Regions from separate parts of the Mus musculus genome. Here regions 1, 2 and 3 are each linked to region 4. The links are chromatin loops, found by intact Hi-C in ENCODE. Cell type or tissue: left cerebral cortex. All regions are shown on one strand.

Region 1 (5,000 bases), 170 kb after region 4:
TCTTAGAAACGGGAACAAAACACCCATGGAAGGAGTTACAGAGACATAGTTTGAAGCTGAGACAAAAGGATGGACCATCTAGAGACTGTCCTACCCAGGGATTCATCCCATAATCAGCCTCCAAACGCTGACACCATTGCATACACTAGCAAGATTTTGCTGAAAGGACCCAGATATAGCTGTCTCTTGTGAGACTATGCCGGGGCCTAGCAAACACAGAAGTGGATGCTCACAGTCAGCTCTTGGATGGATCACAGGGCCCCCAATGGAGGAGCTAGAGAAAGTAACCAAGGAGCTAAAGGGATCTGCAACCCTATAGGTGGAACAACAATATGAACTAACCAGTAACCCCGGAGCTTGTGTCTCTAGCTGCATATGTATCAGAATATGGTCTAGTTGGCCATGAGTGGAAAGAGAGGCCCCGTGGTCTTGCAAACTTTATATGCCCCAGTACAGGGGAACTCCAGAGCCAAGAAGTGGGAGTGGGTGGGTAGGGGATTGGGTGGGGTTATGGGGAACTTTTGGGATAGCATTTGAAATTTGAAATGTATATAAAGAAAATATCTAATAAAAAATTTAAAAAAAGAATGGAAGAAATCAAGAAAAAAATAAATCAAGAAACAAAGAAATCAAGAAAGAAAGAATCAAGAAAATGGGGAATGCTAACAGATGTAAGAGTGGTGAATATAATTCAACCAATGGATTCATTGCAGCCTAGAATTCCTTTACCTTCTTTACTACCTAAGGCATAGCCTTTGATAATAACTGATTTAAAAGATTTCCTTTTTAGTATACCCTTGTATGAGCAGGATAGGGAAAGGTTTGCTTTCCCATAAAAATGTTCTCCCACAAGGGATGCTAAATACTCCAACTTTATGTTAATATTTTGTGCAACAACCACTAGAAATAATTTGTAGACAATTTCCTCAATCTATTATTTATCATTACATGGATGATATTTTGTTGGATTATTCTGACACAGATAATTTAGAGAAAATGTTTAAGGAAACACAAAGAATTCTGCCATGCTGTAGATTATAGATTGCTCTTGAAATCTGTAATCTGAAAATTGATCCCATTTGGGTTATAAAGTAAGTCAATAAAAATTCAACCACAAGTGGTTCAGATCAGAAGAGGTTAGTTGCAGGCCCACCTGGTTCTCTGGAAAACTAACATATTCTTTCAGTATCTGCATTAATCTTTCACTAGGTCAGAGCCCCCATGGCCCCAAATACCTCTCAAAGACCTCACAACTTTTCATTGTTAAAGTAGAAATTATAGATGTACCACATTTAAATCAGCCTAGCAGCTTTTGGTCTTCTTCCTGGTGAGCTTGCATGGTCTCTCACTCTCCTGCTTAATCCCTGCTTCCTATTTTTTTCTTTCTTTCTCCATGGCTGCATCCCAGTATATGCCCTCATAGGCATTAGTTTCCATCTTTTTACACTTTCTAAATGGCTTATGGCACATTAACTCTTGCATTGGCACATTATCATCAATGAATTCCACTACAGCAAACATTTGTGAGTCACAATTGGGAAGCCTGAACCATCCAAACAGCTGTGTGTTTAGGAAGACACCTGTGATGGCTTGGGTGGGAACTCTTTATCCAAGACTTGAGTTTTAAGACCTGGTCCCCAGCTGATGGTGTTATTTTAGGAGATTCTGGAAACTTTAGGAGGAAAGGCTGTATGAAATATATAAGTAGGCATGTGTTAATACTATATCTTGCGTGTCTTCTCTCCGCTTGTCTATCTGCTTCCTGTCCACCAAAGCTGAGTTGCTTCTGTCTCATTCTTTGTCATTTATTTATATGTTAGATTGTATATGTGATTGTATTGAGAAACAGTCTCAGTCTGGAGCCCAAATTGATCTGGAATTTACTAGTCAGCCCAGGCTGGCCACTGACTGTCACATGTTCTCGTGACCATGTTGTCTTTTCTACATGCCTAAAGCCCAGACTCCAAAACCTGGGAACTATGGACTTGAATTTCTGCCCCTCTGAGTTAAACAAAGCCCCTACTCCTTAGGTTGTCTCTCTTGGGGTTTTGTCCACAGCGATAGAAACATCTGACTAATGTATCAAGAGAGACCAAAGCCCTCTTCATAGTTTTTCATGCTGTTGGTCCTCCCTGTAACAAATGCCAGTTACCATTTTATTATCCATAGAGGAACAGAACAAGCTATTCTATGCTGTGAAGTAAATAAAATTATTTTAGGTATTGTGCTGAGTGACTTACACATATAATTTCATTTTGTTCATAACATTTCCATTGGGAATACACTGTTATTAAGTCCCTTTTCCAGATGAAAAAAACTGAAGAATGATGAATTTAAAGATATCTCTCGAGGTGACATACCTCCTAAGTATTTAAAAAGTTGTTTGAATTGGGTTAAATCCATCCTTAAACACAACTCTGTTCTGTTTCTTCCTGAGCTGCAGGCAAGAAATTCCAAGATTCATTCCAACAACTAAGTCAGTTCCCTATCTTAGGAGCTGAAGATAGTGAAGGCAAACACTTGAGTCCTACCATAACAAGAAATGAAGCAGAAGTATTCCTAACCAGATGGTAGTCACATCACCCCTCCATGGGGAATTGTAATCTGTGAGGTGCAGTGGGCAGGGCATGGGCCTTGGTGTCAGACATACTTGGGTTTCAGTCTTCCTACTTCCATTTAGAATCTGGGCAATTTAACTTAAGCAAGTTCTTTAAATTCCCTGTGCATCTCTCCCCATGTTCCCATCTGTGCCTTGGAGATTATAATAGCTACATCAACGAGCTGTTATGAGAATTGCAGGGTGTAAAGTATCCAAGTGTCTGGAAGATAGTGAGTAGGCACTCAAATGTTCAGTATTTCCATTTGCCTCCCTTGTTGGAAAGAGAAGAGCAGACTATCTAAATATCCCTGCATGGTTCCTTCAACAGAGAACAGAAACCTGAACAAAAGCACACACAGACTCCTATTTTTTTTTTTTTTTAGGAAAATGAAACATAAACCTCTAACGTTGCTAAAAGCAAAGGTTAAAACAGCAAAGAAAGTAGTATATGGAGGAAGCACACTAGAGTAGGCTTCAAGAATCGGGGAACAGGAGTTCTAATGCAGAGTCCACCACAAATGACTGTGATGCTTTTCTCTCTGACCTGCAGCATTCCATCTGAAAAGGGGCAGGTTGAATCTGATGGTAGCTTTGTCCCATCCACATGGAATTTTGAATTCTCATGGTACCTTGTTCTATCTGAGCAGAAATAGGACTAGACAGTCAAATTGATCTACAAACTAAGAATAGATCCAAGATTCTCAGTGAAGCCAACGAAGGGATGAAATAAATGTTTTTTTCTGAGCAAAGTTCTGTTCGATGGTGGCCAGGGCAAGAGCTCTTAAGTGGGGCAGCCAGGCATTCTAATGTACTCTTTACTGCTTATTCAATGTGTCGTTCACACAGGACACCATGGTCTCCTTAAAATGTTCCCTGATCAATAAAATGAAAATAACTTTTTCCCATCGAGTTTGTATTAGCTTTCTTTCTATCACTGTCATAAAACACTATAACTGAGGAAATTTATAAAAGAAAATCCATAATTGGGCTTACAGTTTGGAGGATTAGAATCAAGGATGGCAGAGCAACAGTGTTGGCAACAGAACAGCTGAGAGCTCACGTCTCACAAGCAGGAGGCAGAAGGGCGAGAGCCTGAACTTGCTTTGAATGTCTTTAAACCACAAAATTATTTTAAAGAGGCTTTTGAACCCACCAGAGACATACCTCCAACAAGGCCACACATACTAATTCTTCTCAAAAAAAAAATTCTACCAACTGAGGATCATGTCATCAAACATTTATATCTATGGGGCCATTCTCACTCAAATAACCACTTAATAGTATTCAAATTTAAGAATGTTTACAACTTTCTATTTACTGTTATTCCATCCCTTTTTCTTCTGTCATGTAAGTACGTCACTGGCCATTATCATAATGCTTCCCTTCCAGCTTCCTCCTATGGGAATGTGGCCTCTATTTTGAGGTCCTTAATGCCAAAGAGTCATATTGACACTAAAGTCAAGATAGTGCCAAGATAGTACCTTATGCATAATTTCCCAATAAATATCCTCACTGAAAGTACTGAAGAAACAAAAAAATAAGATGATGAGATTGTATTCTTTAGCTAATGAGCACTTTTTAAAGATCTACATTGAATGCAGCCAAGTGTATTGAGTTTGACCTCTCTCAAAATCAATACTATTAATATGTTTCAAGACTCTTAAAAATGTCTATACCCTCTCATCTAGAATATCTACTCCCAGGATTTTATACAGTAGAAAAAATGGGTTGATTCCAAGCAGAAAAGCTACACACCAGGGGAGAAAAGACTAAGAAAGTACACCAAAAGTATTAGTAGTGGGCATATATGAGTGATTGGATTAATAATTTTATTTTTCCATTTTCCAAAATATATTAAGTTGCCATGTCAAATTTACAGAACTATATAAAATACTTTAACCATATGAGAGATATTAAAAGTTTTCCTATATGACTATAAATATTTTTAAAGCAAAGCATTCACCTTTCAGTATTCATATACCCTCAAATCTAACACCTAATAATTTGCCTATAATGGGTGCCACTTAACACACACACGCACGCACGCACGCACGCGCACACACACACACACACACACACACACACACACACATACACACAATGGGTAACTACTTGGCTCCTTAATATATCTTCCTTCACTCCCCAAATTTAGAAATATCACTTTTATTTTCCTTCTAGCCACTTCATTTCCAAAGACATGACAGTGTCAGCAGGTTTATTTTTCCCCAAAACAGGTTAATGCTCCACTTAACTGCTGTCCAGATAGTTTTTATTAAAAAGTAGCACAGTTCTCCCTGTGAGATTTCAACGTCACATGCTAGGAGGAGCTGAGAATTTAACTAGGTTACACGGAATCTTTGGAGAATCTAATTACTGCCGCATTATTGCTGAGGTGGCCACA
Region 2 (5,000 bases), 290 kb after region 4:
TATTTTTCAGTGACATCTTCTTACTCTCACAAGAAAGTTCAAATACCTCTGTAAAACAAATCCCTGGGGAAAAGACAAGGAACAAACACTTTCTATAGTTAGTTTCTTACCCAGGCCTCTCCACAAACCCATCCATCTAAAGTTCTACCACAGTTTTCCTGCTATGTTGCTTTGCTCAGCCAGGAATGGCCTTCTCCATCCTTTGAAACCCTCCCCCAGACAGAGCTAGCTTCTCACAAAGGCACTGCTGATCCTGGACACAAACCTCCACAGCCCTTTGACTGATTTTTCATGACCATATAGATGGCAATCAATGTGTCAAGGGATTAATTGGGTAACATCCCATAAATGGAGATAAAGTGTGCTCTGCTGACATACCCAACAGCAAACAATAAAGTGTTTTATACTTTCTGTTATAGTTTGTATCTTAAATGTACCCCCTAGGGTCATACACTGAGACTTAGTCGCCAGTCAATGCTATTAATGAGGATAAAGAAAGTTTTAGAGGTTAAAGCTCCTACAGGGAAATCAAGTCATTAGGGGACTGATATTGAAGAGGATATTAGGATATTTCTCTCTAGTTCCTGGATATTATGAGGTGAACAACCTCCTTATCTATACATCCACACTCCTGCATCATGAAAGCCTAGAAGCACCTAGACCACAACCAACCTTGTGATGGAAATTTCAAAACTACTATCCCCAAACTATCATTTCCATTTGTAGCTTTATCTCAAGGACTTGTTAGAATAACACAAAGTTGAGTTATACTCTCTCCTTTTTGCCTAAGGTACCTATGTCACAGATTTGTCCCGAGGGAGAGTTGAGACAGCAAAGCCAATGCCAATAGTGTTACCACCAATGAAGGAGAAAAAAAAATCACTGAGCTGAGCATAAACTGATGAAGCTTATATTGTATTCATAATCTACTCATGAATTCACATGTAAAATGGATGCTTGTTATTAATCAGTGGATTGCTCAGAGTCTTCACACAGACAGCATTTTTTGCTCTAAGGTACATCATTCTTTAGACACAGTCCTAAGAAGACATAGGTCAGTGCTAATCATTGGAACACATATTCCTTTCTTTTTGTGGCCTAGGGGAATCTACATCTTAAATTCCAAAGAGAAAGAAACCCATTAAAGAGACATTATCTGCATTTAAGATTCAGATTTATTAGAATTTTTCAATTTGATCTTCTGAGACATCTATTTTAAAACAATGAATAATTAAAATTAATATTCAACGGATATTCTTCAATCATGTTGGAGGACTGCCTCAATTTTCTACTCTAATATTTCCTTATAATTTACAGCATGTAGCAATTCTGAAACATAGGAATTAGAATCCAATGGTAACATTAAGCTCTCATTACTTACTACACTTCCTAACAAGAGGTAATTGGCAATGGGTTTTTCCCACTCATTTGTGTGTGTGTGTGTGTGTATGTATGAGTCAGAAACTGTACAACACAAATGAGGAGCCAAAAACTTAGTGATCATAACCATTTTCAAAATGAGTCCAAAACTATGGTTCCTGGTTTATACTGTGACCTGCCCATTGGACCAGAAACCTGCTCAAACTCACACACAAATTTCACTTGATTTTTCCAGAAGAATTATATTAAGCATGTGATTTGGGACTCACATTCTGCTTTATAATTTGATGTCTGTAGACAAGCCTGAAATAGAAATATTTTTAAAGCCACAACTTTCGACCTTGATGAAGGGTCTCTTTCCCCTTATACTATCAACCTTACAATGGCATTTCATCGAAGAAGGGAGTGACTGGTGTGTATGGGTAGGTGACAAAAGGACCTAGTCTTTTGAAAATGGAAAGTTAATAATAATTATATGAATTATTAGAATGGCCAATTACTCAGAAACATATCCCACAAGAGACCTTGTGCTGTATCTGGCATTGGTACCTCTGAACCCTGGCTGTACTTTTGAAGCCACACCTGCTGGGTCTGGAAAGCACATATCTCTGGGGCTAACCTCATCACAGGGGGCTCTTCTTGACATCTTCTGTGTTCTATTACTGCCTTCCAAGTCTACAACTTGTATGTGAATGTGTGATTGCCAGTAGTTAGAGTGAATGTTTATGCCATAACTTAAAAAAGGAATTTTTAATAACTTCCACTGTAATATTCACAAACACAAAGTAAAGGACTCCTTGAAGTTCTAGAGAAAACAGCAAATGTGCACCTACTTGGCAGGGCTGGGCTGCTCAAATGCTGACTGGGTTGCAGTGCCAGTTGATGTCCTAGTTCAAAAAAGAGCAGGGAGTTGCGGAAATATATGAGTGATCTCTTGCTCTTTGTTCTTCGTTTAGAAGCTGAGTGTCCCAGAGCAGAGTAATCAGTCTCTCCAGTTCAAACCATCAATCTGCCTGGAGTCCCTGATGCCCTTCCTGCTTGCCAATAACTCACTTCCACAGCCCAGCCAGCCTCTGCTTTTTATAACATAAATTTGATGATGTAATTGTAGCTTTGAATCCCTCCAATAATTGCCAAAACAGGTTACCGCAGCCAGCATCAACCTGTAGGATTTACTCCCTGCCTAGATGCTTCTCACAGGCATCCTTAAGCCTGCCCTCCCCCTTATTGATTGGGCTTCATTTCCGCAGGCCTTCTAGCACAGTTAGGATTGTCTTTTACTGGGACTCCAGCATTTACTGTCTGGAGTGTCCTTCCCCTAGCCACAGCAATTCTGAGTTCTTGTCAACAGTCTAGTTTATGAATAGCAATGACTTTCCCATACCTTCCCAGACCACCCTATCTAGATTCAACACTACTAAAAAGCTTTTCATAATTATCCTCATTTTAAAAGATATCAGTCCTCATCAATATCTAAATTCCCTCATTGGTTTACTCACCAGGCTATTGTTTTCTGTCTGCTCCACTGAAAACTGTGAGTACATGCTGACCTTTATTGACCTTCACACCCATGTAGAATCTAGCCATGCTCCCAGACCATCAATCAGCCTTATAAGCTAGGAGCCAAACTCCTGAGCTTCTGACTCAAATCTTTCTATCTTCTGCCTAATTTCAGGCTTCCCTTTGCCCCACTTCCTTGCAATTTGAGTTCCTTGTCATGTGTTTGAGCAGATGGGACCTCCCACTTCCCTGAAACAGATGGTATCCTGCATGTCTAGTGTAGGCAGAGTACGGCTAGCCTGCGAGTTGAGCACATGATCAGAGTCTCCAGGGCTGTGAAGTTCAGGAGAAACTGAGTGGGAGAATGGGCAGAGGAAAGATCAGATGCATCCGGTATGCAAGAAGTCAAGTGAAGAAAGACACAACAAAGGTGACTAGGGGTGAAAACAAGCCAGTTAGTCAATCCTCTGTCTCTTGAACAGCTCACCCCAGCCGCCACTAAGAGAGCATCCGGGAAAAAGTCCTGTTACAATTGAGATGCCTTTTGAACTTTAGCTAAAATGACTTTATTCCATTAAAATGAGGATACCCTCAAATCCCTCAGTACAGCCCTTGAACTGAGTGTGCTTATAGGGTGGGTAGCAATCTTCAGTCTACTTTGCCTTTAATTATATAAACTATCTAGATAACCCTTGGCATTTCACTCTGCTAATGGAGGCACAGTTATGGTCCTGTGAGCTATGGTCTGGAATGGATTCAATCCTTTACCCTCAAAGAATCTGTCACCATGGGTTTTCTACTGACCATACCAAAAAAAACAAAAAACAAAAAAACAAAAAAACAAACAAGCAAAAAAAAAAAAAAAACTCTCCTCACCTTGTTTATTTCCATCCTGATTCAATAAAGAAGTATAGGTCACCTACCATCTTATCAAAGGATGCTGCAGGTTCCAGGACTGATCAAGATCAGATGATGTCAGTGGGTGGGGAGGTGGTGGTGAACTCCTTAATCCTTCCACTCTGCTCTTGTCTCTGTAATGGATGATCTATACTCTTGTTTCTCTAAATCATATATATATATATATATATATATATATATATATGTATATATATATATATATATATATATATATATATCCTCCCCCCCTCTCTTTCTCTCTCACACACACACATACATATACATATACTTGGGGTAGTGGTGTATAATCTCTCCACCATGGGTACAGGAGAACTGGAATTCTCTTTTCATGTAGGAAGAAGATTTAATTATTGTTCTACTTTAAGATAAGCTGCTGAAGAGGGACACCCCTCCCCCAAGGATCAAGTGGAAGATAATACCCAGAAATTACAAGATTACTGCTTGGAGATATGGCATAATATAATTGCAAATAATAAAAATGTTCTGAGCTGCTTAGGCAAGTAAAGGAAGGCTCATTAGATAGAAAATAAATGGTTTTTATGAAGCCAACAGACATCAGGAGGAAGCAACCTGTGACACTGGATTGACATTAATATCTGAGTCTGACTGCTCCTGTTTCTTGTCTTATGTTAACGAAATCTAGATTATCCTCATAGTCTCACCGGTTGTTTAAGACTAGCTCTTTGTCTACTCCTTAACCCACTGAAACTTTCTGGGCAGACCAGCTTCCTCTGTTTCTCATGTCCATTTGGAAGAAACATGACCAGTGAGGGCTCAGCTATTCAGTATCCCAAAGCAAAGATTTGACAACTCCACCTTTGAACTGATCAGTGGAGGACAGATAGTCTGAAATGCAAATAACCAGCCCTGTAATGACATTCTGCTATATTTGCACACAATCACCTAGCATAACTGTCCTCTGAAAGACTCCACTCATCAACTGACTGAAACAGATGCTGAGAACTCTGGTGCACTGCCAAACATTGGACTGAGTTTGGGGACTCTTATGGAAGAATTGAGGGTAGGATTAAGAGCTCCAAAAGGGATAGGAGCTTCACATAATCAACTAATCTGGACCCTTGGGAGCTTCCAGAGACTGAACCACCACCCAAAGAGTAGACATGGACTGGACCTAGGCCTCCAGCACATATGTAGCAGATATGCTGCTCAGTCTTCATGTGGATCCTGAACAACTGGAGTAG
Region 3 (5,000 bases), 61 kb after region 4:
ATCCAGGTAGGACAGCTCACAAATCCCTGTAACTCCAGGCCCAAAAGACACAATTCCCTTTTCTGACTTCTGCATGTATCTGTACATGTGAAGTGCATAAACACACACACACACACGTATATATATATATATATATACGTGTGTGTGTGTGTGTGTGCATATGAATAAGAGTATGTAAGTGAACATAAGTGAATATATAAAAGAGCATAAGAACAATAATACCATAATCCATTTATGAAAGTTATATAAACACACAACTATATAACATACCATTACAGGGCTTGAGAACTGATTTAGAAGACTAAACTGAACAAGAGAGGTCCAAATATGAATGATTTTTTTAAAAAAGAAGAACAAGAACACAAAAATTAAAAGACAGCCAGAAATTGAGAAACTATTTGCCATGTTCAATGTGGAATATGAGATATTTCTAAATGTCCTGCAAGAAGCTGAGCCAAATTCATGGGAGAACTATAGAGCCTGTGGTGAAAGTTTGTCATGACAGACCCAGTGCCAAGCGGCTAGAGAACCTCACAGAATTTCTGTGAAGAAAGAAAAGACTTAGAGTGCATTCTCAAATGAGACAGAAATACATACTCTTCAAAAGCTGTTGAACACTTCCTTTTTCTTCCTGTGGAAAGCATGGAAATATTCAGGATCCTGGAGATATAGCTCATCCAGGAAAGTTATTGTCACACAAGCATAAGGACCTGGGTTTTGATTCCCCAAAAATCTAATTAAAACACACAGGCAAAGGAGTACAGGGTACATGTATGCAATCTCAATCAAAGCTGGGAGTACAGAGACAGGAAGATATCAAGGGCTTGCCTGCCAGCCAATCAGAATCAGCTAAGTCAAAGGTCAGTGAAAAACCTTGACTCAAATATAAGATAGACAGTAGTTGAGATAGAAACCAAATATTGAATGATTACATGCAAACACATGCACAGCACACATGCAACAGACACATACACCCACACACAACTACACACACACACACACACACACACACACACACACACACTCCACTAAAAGAAATATCCATTGCCAAATAATTATAGTAGGAGAAACATTTCAAGAGGGGAATTTTAAAAGTTAAAAATTATTCTTATAAATAAACCACTAACTATGAATTAATTACACAGAAGGTAGAAGAGTACAAGGGTGTTATAATGGGTCATGGTAGAAAATAGACACAGAAATCACCGAAACAACATAAAATTAAATTTCCCTTCAGTCACTAGAAACATAATCAAGGAGCTACAGTGTTCATTGGTTAAGGCCAAGCGTCTAGTCATAGGATGCTCTGACATGGATCTCTCTAAAGTCATCTTCTCTAATTATGAAGTTCCTAGAGCTACTTGAGCCTCCTACATCTTTTAATGGATATTGAGAAAGTAAAGTAAGTATTCAAAGAAATACCATAACATCGCTGTCAGCAGCATTGCATTTTGAAGTCCACTTCCCTGTATTTAACTTATCTTTATATTATATGGTATCTTGAAAACCTTTAAATAGCAAAACTAAAATCAATTACCTCCCCCTATATTCAGGGTGGATAGACCTAAAGTCAATAGTATATGTCAAGGAGTAGTCAAGGAAGACAGAGAAACTCGAACATGAGTGAAAAGATAGAAGCTGGGGTCCAGGGAAGAACAGATAAAAGGAAATGTTGAGAGGAAGCTGTCATTTCTCGAAAGCAATGTTTTAAAGGAGTCTAATAAAATTCAAATTCAACAGTCAGTGCGAAGTGTGTGGCAAGCACGGTGTTATGAGTGGCATTATCTCCCATGTACATACGAGGAAATGGAAGCCTCAAAGGAATACAACAGTCAGCCAAATACACATGGCTTATTAGCAGCTTGAGGATTACCTAACTCCAAAATTCTTTTGAGTATGCGATGCTCATTTCACTATTAAGTGCACTCTTTGCATTGGTTCTTCATGAACATTTGGTAGGATGGAGTCTTTGCAGTGCTAAAAGATGCTGTATTTTGTGAAAGTTTGCCAGGAGTACCAAGATTATTCACATTTGGATGTGTGGGTGGGAAAGAGCAAGCAACATCTGCTGCTCCTCTATGGTCCAGTGCACAGAACTATAAAAATGCAAAATGTTCTCTTTTTTTCTTTTTTTTTTTTTTAATGAACAACCAGTCCCAAAGGAATCACCGAAGAGAGAAGACAGACTTTAAACCAAACCACAAAATCATTTCAAAGCTAATTAGAAGCTACAAGTGTAGAAAAGGAAATTTTATTGCAGCCTTTTTAGCGCCTGGAAAGAGTGATTGGCGGGATGCAGCTTACGCTCAGCCAAGCCATATTCTCCTGCCCATCCCTGCTCACTCTTTGTTCCACTGTGTGTTTCACTAACACTTCCATCACCTCAGTCATGTTACAACTGAAGGAATAACTGCTGGCCCAGGTGATGGTTACATAGAGAACTGCATCCAAAATGTGCAACTGGTGATATAACCTAGTTGAGTCTTTGCCCATGGGTGATAAGAAGCATGTGAAAGTCAGAGGAGCTTCAGCCAAAATCGTGCTCAGTCTCTGTGAGAGACTAACAGGAATGACTGGTGGAACACAGCCCTGAAGAGCTTAAGGTTTTATACCCCATCTGTAAGAGGAGTTGTTGACCACCATGCCGCTCCTGTTCAATACTAACTCTACCTGTACCATCTGTGGTAAACAGCCTATGAATGAGGGTGCTGGGGAATACATATCAGCTACAATGGCATCTTCCCACACCCTGGTGTGGTTTAACTCCCAGTCATCAGTTAGTGCCTCTCCTCTCTTACCACTGGAACCCCATATCAGAAACATAATTTTTCCTAAACAACACTCAAATTTTTTATGTAGAGAAGAAAAGAGTGAGACATGGGATTGTTATTGTTTTTTTTTTCAAAGCAAATGAGTAATTATATTAAATTTTGTCTGAATTAATTATCTTTCCATATGCAATATACAATTTGCATAAATTGGATCTCTATATCGAAAATAGTGTCCCAAAAGAAAAGAAAATTGAGCCAGAGAAACTGCTGAAACTCTTCAGGGCAACCAGAGGGGAGCCTTCTAGAAACTTTGACTAGTTATGGATAAAAGAGGCAGGAGAATGAGGAGAAAAAATGGAGGGGGGAAAGGCACAGGGAAGAAAAGGCATAGAGACAATTAAAATTAAGAACCACTTGAGGGTTAGTTTGAAAACCTAATACAGTAGAAGATTCCTAAAATATATACCTATATGAAGGAGAAATAAATAAAATTACCAAATAATAGAGGATACAGAGCCCCCAACAGCATCTTTGGAGGTTCCTTGTCTTTATTTTTAATTTAATTTAATTTAATTTAAATTTTATTTTATTTTATTTTTCTTCTTCTATTTTTATCCCACAGGTCCACTGGGTGGTTTAGTGCTCTCATGGGATTCCTAAGTTTGGGAACAGATGGATTTCTGTTCCTTGTGCCTTCTCTTGGACTCTTTTCCTCTCTTTGGTTGGTTGGTTGGTTGGTTGGTTCAATTCCAATGTTTTGGTTTTTGTTTTATCTTATTATATTTTATTTTGTTACTTTATTTTATTACATTATCATCCCATAGATGGCTTTTAATTTTCTAATGAGAGACAGAAAGGGGCGGATCTGGATGAAAGGGGAATTGGGGAGGAGCTCAGAGGAATAGATGAAGAATAAATAATCAGGATTATTATTTGAGAAAAAATTCCAGCAAAAGGGAAAAAAAATGAAAACCTTCCAATGAATGGGTTTCTTAGTATTTCAACCCACAATAGACCACACATGGGGGAACCGTTGATAGAAAGACTTCTGGGGGTTGCTACACAAACAGGATGTGAGACAGGCAATGACCAGGAATTGACAGAAAGGGTCAAGGTCAGGTCAGCATAAGCAAACCGGTCCCATGCTCATCCTGGGCATCCACAAAACCAGAAATGCCTTCAATTTCCTGTGGATACAGGAAAAAAAATGAATTACACATTTTAAATGATACATCATAGGACATGTCTTTAAATGTTAAAGGTGCTGATTTTCTAAAGAAATGATGTCCATTTAATTTGGAATTTCACAAGTACAATGAAGCATTTTCTCCAAAAAGTTAGCAAAATGAAGCATACACATCTATTTATAGTCCTTTGCTAATTTAGGTTTTGGGTTCTCTGGATGTTAATTGATTGTTTTTAAAATTTCCCCATTTTCCTTATTGATGAGTTGGACTTTGGAGAATCGTGTACTGAATTAATTATACTGATGTGCTTAAAAGTGCAAGGTCAGAAAGGGGCCTTGGCCATCACACCCTGAGATGCCCTCCCTTAGGCTGTCACTCCTCCCTTTGCCTGGGTGCTGGGTAGGTTCCCTCAGCCTTTACTCTGACCTTCCTTCCCCAAGGTCCCTGTAACTCAGTTAAGGGAACTCCTAACCTACTTCTTTCCTCTCACCTCGTATTTAATTTGCCACCTCTATAATCTCATGCCCATTAGTTCCATGCAAGTCTAATTTCAACACAGTTCTTGGCACAAAAGAGGTTCTCATTAAATGTCTATTATTTGTAAACAACAACAAAAAGGCCCAGGTTTTGCCATTCACTACAATTGCATTCAATCTATCCATTTGAAACCAGACTCTAGACTATTTGGCAGAGATAGCATATCATCATGTAAATGTTTTATTATACCCACCTTTAAAAGCCAGCTACCAAAATGACCAAAATCTAAACTGTATCACTTCCCCTCTTGTTTCCTTTGAGCTTGTCTTTCTCTGTTGAACTGTTTTAGAAAAAGCTTGGGGACCTTGGATGTCTGGAGCACTGACTGCATCCTAGATGCTTCGAGGCCTTTTTCCTTCCTGCTCTGACTCTGCCCCAACTTCAGCAGGACCAACAACAGGGCGTCCCTCTGCTTACCTGGGCAGGTTTTATGATGCTACCTGTTTATGATGCTACTGTTCATTCCACCAGCAAGATATCTTTCATCAGAGGACCCAAATGAAAA
Region 4 (5,000 bases):
AACTACTTGAGTAGTTCTGGATTGAAACCTCTCACTTTATCTTTTAGAGTCACTGCTATAGTATAACCCTGTTAATATACTAATATTAGAGGTGTATATAGCACATACCTCTTATGTCCTATTGTGACATTTCTAGTTTTTTATCCTATATCCATAAAAATGTTAAAAGTAGCACAATTATTTTTTCAAAGGGGAATGTTGATTTGTCGTGTTGCACATACAGGGATAAGAAAATAACTTACAAAAATTGCTGTGAGAAGATAGCATGATCAAGGCATCTGGTATAAAGGAAAGCATTTGATGGGGATAGATTACTTACGGTTTAGAGAGTCCTTGATCATCAAGGTGGGAAACAAACAGGCATGGTGCTGGAGCAGTAGCTTAGTGCTGTACATCCTGATATGAAAGCAAAAGGCACAGGGTGGTGGGAGAAGGACAAGGAGAGGGAATGAAGAGGGAGGGATGATGGAAAGAGAAAAAAAAAACTCAGCCCTGCATGGTCTTTTGAAAGCTCAGAGCCCACTTCCAGTGACACATCACCTTCAACAAGGACATACTCCCACAACACACCTCCAAATGCATCCAAACACTTCCACTAGCTGATGACTAAATATTAAAATATATAGTCCTATGGGGACAATTCTTCTTCAAACCATCATACCCACAATCCATCTCTCCAACCCTCTATCTAAATAACTAATGTATGGTTCCTTGGGATTTGATGATGGCACTCAATTGACTACTACAAAAAGCTTATAACATCAAATATACATGTATACTAACATCCACTTTATTCAAATCTCCATCTTGGTCTTCCCCTTACAATGCCCAATAAGCATGCACCAATATTTAATATTTGAATGCTGACAGCAAAGCTGTTGATCTCAGCTTCATTGCTATTTCATTAATTTTTTCAACCAAACTCATGAAGCATCCTTCATATTTCCTCTTTTCTCTCTTGTCTTTGATAAATAAATCTGTAAGTATCTCCAATAACATCTATATTCAAAAATAACCTAATATCTACTATACTTAATCTGCTCACCACTATGATTGTCTAGAAAATTCCAGAAGCTTTCTAAGTGATCTATATGCTTCTGTTATTGGAACTTTAATTTCCTCTTCAGAGACTGGACATAGGTATCTTAAATGACCAACCATTTCATTATCCAAACACTTAAAAAATGACAACTTGTAGTAGAACTAATTTAAGCTTATCTCAGACTAGTTTCAAAATAAATGAGATTCCGACTATGGTTTGATTATTTGGCTTTGACAATTACTTGGGGGAGGAGTAGGCAGTAATCCCTAATCTGTGTTTGTAACTGCTTGTCTGGTTGCCTCCACAGCAGTGTACCCCAAATACTTTCTGTTTTGTTTTGTTTTTTTCTGGCCATATAGTCATGGTCCATCTCCTCTGATGGTGCCTTTTCCTCTCTCTCCTCCTTGTTCTCTTCCTCTCACTTCTTCAACCCCAACTAGGTAGCTCAAGACCTCCCATAATTGGCTGTAGCCAATTTTATTTAAACAATAGTTCGAAATTAAAGAACAAGGTATGCACAACAAAATCTTATAAAAGGGAGAACTCACTCCCAGGCCTAGACCTTCTGATACAGAACTGAGCCTGACAATACATAGCACTACACCAAAACTCAATACATCGGTTTGAGATTTCTCTTTCTGTTCTCCTTGAGATTTCATTTGATTTAAGCCTTACCTATTACTCTGAACATATCTCATTACACAGTTTTTTTCTTTGGTCTTAATGCTCATCCTCTTTGCTCTCCCTTAGAGAGACCATGACTTTCCTAGCTGTTTTGTGTGTGTTTGTCTGTTGAAATAATCTGCTTCCCAGTTGCACTGAATATCTCTTTTCTCTTACTTGTTTGGCACTTTTACAATTTTCAAAGTGGACTGTATGGGCCTCTTATCATCGTTTTATTTCTATAATATGTTACAATTAATAAACTTTTCATGAATTCCCATTGCAATAATTTACTGCCTACTCCTATATAAACTTCAGGTCAGCAGTGACTGTCTAGGTACTTTTTAATCTTGTGACCTCAAAGCCTGTAGCATTGTAGATACTGAATTAATATGTTGTCAATGATAAATGGATATAACTGTGAAGCAATTAATAATTTGCAAGTGCAAAGAAAGAAAACAGAAGGCTTCTAGAGAAAGACAAATAAGAGAATGTGATCTGATAATACAGAAACCTGGATGCTGAAAGTTTGTTTTCCTTCCAAAGCAGCCCTCTTCAGGGATAGTTGGAGAAGAAGAACTGTGAAGAGATGCTGTTTGTCTGTACACGGCAAACTATTCCCTGAAGGAGTACTCCTGAGGCCCATGAACTGGTTTGCATTAGACAACAAAACTTTATGGTCCCACTTTTAACTGTGCACTGCTCATTTCACTAAATTAAAGTACATATTTGGACTTTATTTGATGGGCATCCTTACCATTTACATGCTAAATCCCACTCTGCCTAGCCAAGTATCCAATTAAAATTCATGGGGGAAGTTCACACCTTGGTATCTGCCTACATAACTATCTATTTATATAGCCAAAGCTGTCAACATGACAAGAAGAGCTATATTTTTTCTTTGTTCAGGAAGTGCACTAACAACATTAACAACAAAAATCAGAGCAAACTGCATCCACATTCTTCTTCTCTTCCAAAGATGAGACCAATTTTAAATTATTTCAGCAGAGCTGGAGAGATGGCTTAGCAGTTAGGAGCACTTGCTGACCTTGTAAAGGAGGATTTAATTCTCTGAACCCATATGGCATTACACATCTGTGGATAACTCTAGTTTCCTGAGATTCAACTCCTTCTCCTGGCCTCTCTGATCATTGGGCATGCACATATATGTAGGTAAACACTCATAAACATAAAATAAGAATATATGAAAAATTTCCATCTGGCATGATCATTGTCTACTCAAGACCCCTAAACCATCTAACAAAATTCCTAAACACTAGGTAGGAGATGCTCTTATTTGAACTGTTGATCACAACTCTTCATTAGTGGCTATTGCTCTTGCCATTGCCCTTGGATACCCCAACAGAAAATAGACAGCAGAGGTATAAAGTAGTCCCTGTTGTTAAAGATGTCTTGCACTTCATAAAGAGGTCTCAGAGGCCTCTGAGCTGTAACTGATTTGAAAGACTCCCATTTTGAATGCAAGCTTCTAAAGGGGGAAAGCAAAGTCCTGACAAACTATGTCTGTGAACTGCAATAATGACCAGCTTGTCATGATAATCCTAAAATTTTAGTACACAAATACCTTGAAAGTAACCAACAGCTCTCAAACTGGATTTAAGACCCACTGAACAAGAAGGAAACCATGCCTTTTGCTGAAAACCTAGCCAACTATCCAGATCTAGTTACTATGTGAGTCTTGGAAGAGAACTTATAATCAACCTTCACGAAACCAGAATATTCCCTAATTCAATTCTAAATATTTTTCCTTTCCCCATAAATCAGGGTACTCCTAAATCCTCATCAAGAGAGAGAAGGAGGGAGAAAGAGAGAGGGAGAGAGAGAGAGGGAGAGAGAGAGAGAGAGAGAGAGAGAGAGGGAGAGAGAGAGACACAAAAATTAGAGGTGACTAAGAAATGTTTAGAGGAGGTAAAAGAGTCTTTCCCATGAAACATCAACTGGTTATCCAATTCCAATTGGTCTGCTTGAAAAAAAAATACATACAAGTAACATTACACAGACTGAGCAGACTGCAAGAAAAAAAAAGCAGGGCATGAATTTGAAAGACAGCAAGGACGAGTATATGGCAGGATTTAGAGAGAGGAAATAGAAATGGAAATTATATTATAGTAATATTATAATATCAAAAAAGAAAAGAAAAAGTTTCAGACATGTGTGTCTATAATTTTTCTAAAATTTGCCCTTAGGTATTACTGCATATGTGTTACTTGATTTATTTTAACTTGATTTTGGTTGTTGTGAAATTTAAAACATTAGCATGTGTATGTGCCCATGTAGTATGCATGTGGACCAATGTAACATGGTACACGTTTCAAAGTCAGAAGGCAACTTTTTGGAGATGACTCTCTCCTACTTGTATTTAGGTTCCACAAATCAAGTTTGCACTCCAAGCCCCTGTACCCACTGACCCTTATGACCAGCCCTAGTTTCCCTTTTCTGATACATATTCTTAACAGAAAGCACAAGCTGCCTGCCTCGCATCAGCTACACACAAGTGAATCTTGCTATTTCTAGGCCCATAGCTTTTTACTTCACTGTTTGTTTGTTTTTTTAACTTGTGTGCTTTTATTCTCATTTATGAAGATACACGATAAAAATGACATTTAGGCATCCAACATTCAATCCTTCTCAGCACAAAAGCAGATACAGATTTTCATAAAGACATATACAAAGAAATGGCTATACACATACATGCTATCAAAGTCTTTCACTCCTTGAACTTAACACATACAGTGTATTTATGAAAAAAATAAACGAAAAGTTGAATAATAGCTTCTATTCCCTTTTTATATTATACATATTCACTCACATTCCTAACAAAGAGCTGGTTAAAAAAAAAAATCCTACTCATCTGATAGCAGCGGCGTTCCAGAAAATTCTAAAATACTACTGGACAAATGTGAGCTTGCTGTACTTTGAAATACGTGGCTTCCATTGGGCTACAACTATGCCACCAGGAAAGACTACAGCTTACTTGTCATCCACAACATTTGGTTCTGCCCTCTGTGAGGTCTTTGATGTTTTATCATTTGAACATCTACTGAAGGAAGTATGAACGAGCAGACACTCTAGGGTGAGGAAAGCAGGTCTTTTGACATCTCGGGTTGCTCATCTGTTTTGTAGTAGATGTAGTACTTTCAATTTAAGCTTGCAAAGTTTTACTAACACGGCTCTTAAACACTTGTATACCAAACAAAGCTCTCCGTGAATCTGTTTCTAGTCAATTGTATGTGACCAAATTCATACTCAATACTGCTTTAAACTCATGTCTCTT

Evidence for each region. A loop is a pair of places that touch in the nucleus more often than their neighbours do. Peaks named below come from ENCODE experiments on the same cell type or tissue, not always from the same donor. Only the 100,000 strongest peaks of a DNase experiment are listed, where the experiment ranks them.
Region 1: it touches region 4 in a loop (4-fold over the local background); 4 of 42 quality-filtered maps call a loop at or near these places.
Region 2: it touches region 4 in a loop (2.2-fold over the local background); 2 of 42 quality-filtered maps call a loop at or near these places.
Region 3: it touches region 4 in a loop (5-fold over the local background); 3 of 42 quality-filtered maps call a loop at or near these places.

Annotation. Positions count from the first base shown.
Region 1 is chr5:63,496,474-63,501,473 of GRCm38, forward strand. No RefSeq gene overlaps it. Among named protein-coding and RNA genes, the nearest start is that of Gm30837, 130 kb to the right of the region's middle. In left cerebral cortex, no CTCF peak of the experiment used is centred here; a DNase peak (open chromatin) is centred at 2,702; H3K27ac peaks cover 2,148 bases.
Region 2 is chr5:63,621,188-63,626,187 of GRCm38, forward strand. Gm30837 (a long non-coding RNA gene) reads right to left here and starts at 3,037. Exons shown (of 3, transcript XR_376966.2): 1 at 2,880-3,037. In left cerebral cortex, no CTCF peak of the experiment used is centred here; DNase peaks (open chromatin) are centred at 2,495 and 3,134; H3K27ac peaks cover 562 bases.
Region 3 is chr5:63,390,131-63,395,130 of GRCm38, forward strand. No RefSeq gene overlaps it. Among named protein-coding and RNA genes, the nearest start is that of Gm30837, 230 kb to the right of the region's middle. In left cerebral cortex, no CTCF peak of the experiment used is centred here; DNase peaks (open chromatin) are centred at 2,022 and 2,316; H3K27ac peaks cover 565 bases.
Region 4 is chr5:63,328,871-63,333,870 of GRCm38, forward strand. No RefSeq gene overlaps it. Among named protein-coding and RNA genes, the nearest start is that of Gm30837, 290 kb to the right of the region's middle. In left cerebral cortex, no CTCF peak of the experiment used is centred here; a DNase peak (open chromatin) is centred at 2,528; H3K27ac peaks cover 635 bases.